2 separate regions of the Homo sapiens genome follow, and region 1 is linked to region 2. Evidence: chromatin loops called from intact Hi-C (ENCODE). Cell type or tissue: psoas muscle. All regions are shown on one strand.

Evidence for each region. A loop is a pair of places that touch in the nucleus more often than their neighbours do. Peaks named below come from ENCODE experiments on the same cell type or tissue, not always from the same donor. Only the 100,000 strongest peaks of a DNase experiment are listed, where the experiment ranks them.
Region 1: a loop joins it to region 2, with 14 times the contacts of the local background. A loop is called at or near these places in 7 of 110 quality-filtered maps.

What each region holds. Positions count from the first base shown.
Region 1 is chr10:29,495,267-29,497,766 of GRCh38, forward strand. The region is part of intron 18 of SVIL (supervillin); the gene reads right to left. Among named protein-coding and RNA genes, the nearest start is that of MIR604, 49 kb to the right of the region's middle. RefSeq lists an enhancer at 1,092-1,593. In psoas muscle, a CTCF peak has its summit at 1,307 (motif pointing left); a DNase peak (open chromatin) is centred at 1,285; H3K27ac peaks cover 776 bases.
Region 2 is chr10:30,686,895-30,689,394 of GRCh38, forward strand. No RefSeq gene overlaps it. Among named protein-coding and RNA genes, the nearest start is that of LINC02644, 35 kb to the right of the region's middle. RefSeq lists an enhancer at 608-1,146. In psoas muscle, CTCF peaks have their summits at 942 (motif pointing right) and 1,145; a DNase peak (open chromatin) is centred at 977; H3K27me3 peaks cover 313 bases.

The sequences.
Region 1 (2,500 bases), 1.2 Mb before region 2:
GGGTAGACGGCACAACATATAAGAATTTACACACATGCAGGCACACACACACACATTTCACACGTACCACGACTGTGGGACAACCAACTGCAAACGTAGACTGGATTTTATTATTTCCAAGGACTGTAGTGGCTGACAAGCCGATATTCCAAAATGAACGGTGGAGACGTGGGAAAACATGTCCATGACACGTTAACTTGGGCAAATGCAGCTGTGAGTTCTGAGGCCCTTCGGAGATGGCAGGGGCAGCTGAGAGTGCATTGGTGCCATCTGCAGAATGAGCTGTGTCACACTTGCCAGCAAGTGGCCCCCCGCAGTGGAGCTCTCCTCCAGGCTGAGGGGAGGGAGGGACAGTGGCCCTGGGGACATGACACAGACAGTAACCCAAGGAGGGCCAACCTTTCAGAAGAAATTACAGACCAGGGCAGGTCTGGACCGACTGTGCGTGTTGGAAGTCCTGTCCATCTCCCGTGTGGGCAGAAACAGGAAATGCTTTTCCTAGTATATTTACCGAGAAGCAGAGTGGGGAATCTTTAAAAGGGCAAGTGGTGAGAGACACATGAAAGGGAAAGGGAGGAATTCCTGCATGGAGAAAGTATCCAGCTGGAAGAAGAAAACTTAGTAAACAGAAGGATGAGTATCGCTTCCCTAATCTAAGTGGAAGGCATTGGAAAGAAAACTGATTAGTGCATTTACAAAAAAACAAAATGAGATGTGAATGTTCTCTGTACTCATTTGTAATAAATGTGAAATCCTTAGATGACATTGCCACTTAGATGACAATGCATCCCTGGACGAACAACATCGAGAGGTTATGCAAATCACTATCACAAGGAAAACCAAGGGAATAAATGATTCTGCCCCTTCCTCCTGTGAATGGGAGAAGTATTATAGCATTAAAAAATTTAATAAAAAAAACCATTAAATGGTTTAAAACTCAAGTTTTAGTAATATTCTACAAGTACGTCTCATTATATACATATATTTGATTGATGGTGTCAATAAAAGTTTTAAAATTTGTTTCAATTGCCAGAACTGCAAAGGGTTTCCATCCATGAGAAAGTAAACTTTCTTGAAAGATGATAAATAAAATCTGGTATCACAGGGTGGGGAGGGAAATCTTTACTCACTAGAAGGATGCTTAAGAGAAGAGACATCAGAGGAGTTCATTAGCACAGAGGCCGTTAACTCCGCAGCTAATGAACAGGACTGACTCTGAAGGCTGGTTTCCAAAGCAACCGGAGAAATCCATCCGTGTCCTGGCCGGTGCCGGGCAAACCCCGCTGCCATGGCTCCCCCTGCTGGCGGTTCAGGCAGTGGCACTATGCAAACGTGCTCCCCACCTAGCTAAGGATCCTTAGGGAATGAATGGCTCATGGCAGGGAGATGCAAATTACAAAATGTTAAAACAAAACAAAGATCTCCCCCATAGCTCTTTTCAATGAATTCTAGGTACAACAACCAGTCACCTACTCTCTTCGGGAACATTTTCACAGATGTCAATGTGGACAAGGGCAGTGGCATTTGGTAGTAAGAACCCACTTACAAATAAATTAGGGTTTTTAAGGTGGAAGAAAGAAAAGAAACCAAAGCGGAAAGTCATCAAGATAAAAGCCTGGGCTAGAAGCTGGAAAACCTGAGGTCTGGTTCAAGTTCTCAGTTCCAGTTCTACTTAGTCACCCTGCACCTAACGACGTGCTTCTGTTAAAGAAGGGTTGGGGCTCACGTTAAAGGAGTTTAAACATGAGTATCCAGTTCTGTGATCTGATGCAGAAAATTGGCAAATGGTACCTCATTCTGTGAGAGTAAATTATATTTTCACCATTCCAAGATAAGGTAAGAATAGATTTGTTAGAAAGGATTCCCCACTAAGATTTGAGTTAATCACCATTCAGGGATTTCCCACGTCTCGCTCCTTCCCTTCCTTCTACAAACATTCATTATATACCTATAATGAGTTAGGTACTCTTCATAAAAGTGTGGATTAAAGGTTCTGAGAAAAAGAAAAGCTAAGCCTCTATATTTGATGACAAGATGTTAAGAACAAGTGAATGTGAAAACGTATACCACTATGATGGGAAATCTGCTTTTAAATAATAGCTTAGAAAGTGATGGTATGTGCATATAGGTGACAAAGGGAACCCAAATTTTAATCATTTCCTGCAGGATATGAAATAAAGCCCCAAACACTCTTATGAAGCCTCAAAGCTCTCCAGTAACTTTACTAACCAAGTGATATGTAAGTCAGTTTCATAAATTTTTGAATATAGGCATCAAATCAGTTCCAAGAGCTCAGCAGCAGAAGATTGCAGCAGGGACATCCCACTGCCTAGGAACTGAGGACATATTTTAGACATCTATTAAAGCATATCCGGATTTGGCTTTGGTCAGTCAGAGAAATCAGGTTTGATGGAGAAGGACCTAGGAATTAACCTAAAAGGAAGAGGGGATAAACTTCTTTATTGTGAAAGGCTGACTTAGGGTACATGGTTGCCAGGTC
Region 2 (2,500 bases):
CGTTAGGTGCAGGGTGACTAAGTAGAACTGGAACTGAGAACCTGAACCAGACCTCAGGTTTTCCAACTTCTAGCCCAGACTTTCATCTTGATGACTTTCTGCTTTGGTTTCTTTTTTCCTCTTCCATCTTAAAAATCTGAATTTATTTGTAAGTGGGTTCTTACTACCAAATGCCACTGCCCTTGTCCACATTGACATCAGAGGATATAGATTTGCTCTTATTCAGGTTTGTGGAAGCAACAGTTCCCATTTCTCGGTGGATGAGTTCGCTTTCATATTTTCCTGAATATATCAGAGATCTTTATTTAACAGGTGTTATATGGCTCACTGAGGAAATTATCTTCTTATACTTTATAATTAATGAAAAAACTGTCTCTTCTGTTTCTAATATTTGCCATCACCTCCTGGGTTATATGTTTCACTTGAGTCATTAGCACTTTTTGATTTGCAGTGATATGGTAACCGATTAACATTCACTGCAGAATAAAATAACCCCCTGCACAACAGCCTGGGGTCCTATCTCCCAGAAACATCAGGCCACCAGGAGTGACCACCTCTCAGCGCGTTGCCAGGAGGCATCTGGGACCTGACCTTCATTCTCTTACCCCAGAAACCTCTCTTCTCCCGCTAGCCACGTTAGGACTTTCTCCCTTTTTTATATTCCTTGATTCTGTGTAACGGTTAGCACTCCACAAGGTTCTCGTGGTATTCTAGGATTCTCCTGGAAGCCAAGTACTCCAACCACACCTGGAGTAAGAGAGACGTGAAAATGTTCCCGAAGACAGTAGGTGACTGGTTGCTGTACCTAGAATTCATTGAAAAGAGCTATGGTGGGATCTTTGTTTTGTCTTAACATTTTGTAATCTGCATCTCCATGCCCTGAGCCATTCATTGCCTAAAGATCCTTATCTCTAGCTGGGAGAAGAGCTCTTTTGGATAGTGCCACTGCCTGAACCGCCAGCAGGGGGAGCCATGGCAGCGGATTTGCCCGGCACCGGCCAAGATAGGGATGGATTTCTCCGGTTGCTTTGGAAACCAGCCTTCAGAGCCAGTCCTGTTTATTAGCTGCGGAGTTAACGGCCTCTTTGCTAATGAACTCCTCTGATGTCTCTTAAGCATCCTTCTAGTGAATGATGATTTCCCTCCCCACCCTGTGATACCAGATTTTATTTATCTTTAAATCTTTCAAGAAAGTTTAATTTCTCATGGATATAAACCCTTTGCAGTTCTGGCAATTGAAACAACTTTTAAAACTTTTAATGACATCATCAATCAAACATATATAAAATGAGAAGTACTTCTAGGATATTACCTAAAACTTGAGTTTTAAACCATTTAATTGTATTTTTATTAAATTTTTTATGCTATAATACTTCTCCCGTTCACAGGAGGAAGGGGCAGAATCATTCATTCATTTGGTTTTCCTTGTGATAGTGATTTGCATATCCTGTCGATGTTGTTCGTCCAGGGTTGCATTGTCATCTAAGTGGCAATGTCATCTAAGGATTTCACATTTATTACAAATGAGTACAGAGAACATTCACATCTCATTTTGGTTTTTTGTAAATGCACTAATTAGTTTTCTTTCCAATGCCTTCCACTTAGGTTAGGGAAGCAATACTCATCCTTCTCTTTACTAAGTTTTCTTCTTCTAGCTGGATACTTTCTCCATGCAGGAATTCCTCCCTTTCCCTTTCATGTGTCTCTCACCACTTTCCCTTTTAAAGATTCCCCACCCTGCTTCTCGGTAAATATACGAGGAAAAGCATTTCCTGTTTCTGCCCACACGGGAGATGGACTGGACCTTCCAAAACTTGTAGTCGGTACAGACCTGCCCTGCTCTGTGGTTTCTTCTGAAAGGTTGACCCTCCTTGGGTTACTGTCTGTGTCATGTCCCCAAGGCCACTGTCCCTCCCTCCCCTCAGCCTGGAGGAGAGCTCCAGTGTGGGGGGCCACTTGCTGGCAAGTGTGACACAGTTCATTCTGCAGATGGCACCAATGCACTCTCAGCTGCCCCCACCATCTCCAAAGGGCCTCAGAACTCACAGCTGCATTTGCTCAAGTCTACGTGTCATGGACATGTTTTCCCACATCTCCACCGTTCATTTTGGATTATCAGCTCGTCAGCCACTACAGTCCTTGGAAATAATAAAATCCTGTCTACATCTGCAGTTGGTTGTCCCACAGTCGTGGTACGTGTGAAATGTGTGTGTGTGTGCCTGCATGTGTGTAAATTCTTATATGTTGTGCCGTCTACCCTGGGACTCCTGGAGATCGGTCAGGGTCCCGGAGATTTCCAGAAGTGACCCTGAGATGCTCAGTAGCTCGTCTGTGTGTTCCACAGGTTTGGCGTCACCTACTGCCATAACCCCAGTAGCCTCAGCCATTTGCGGTAAAACAAGAGGCACCACACCCGTTTCCAAACCCCTGGAAGGTAAGTCGCCAAGGCCTCGGCCACGCCAAGCCTGATCAGAAGAGGCCTTAGTGATGCTGTCTCACT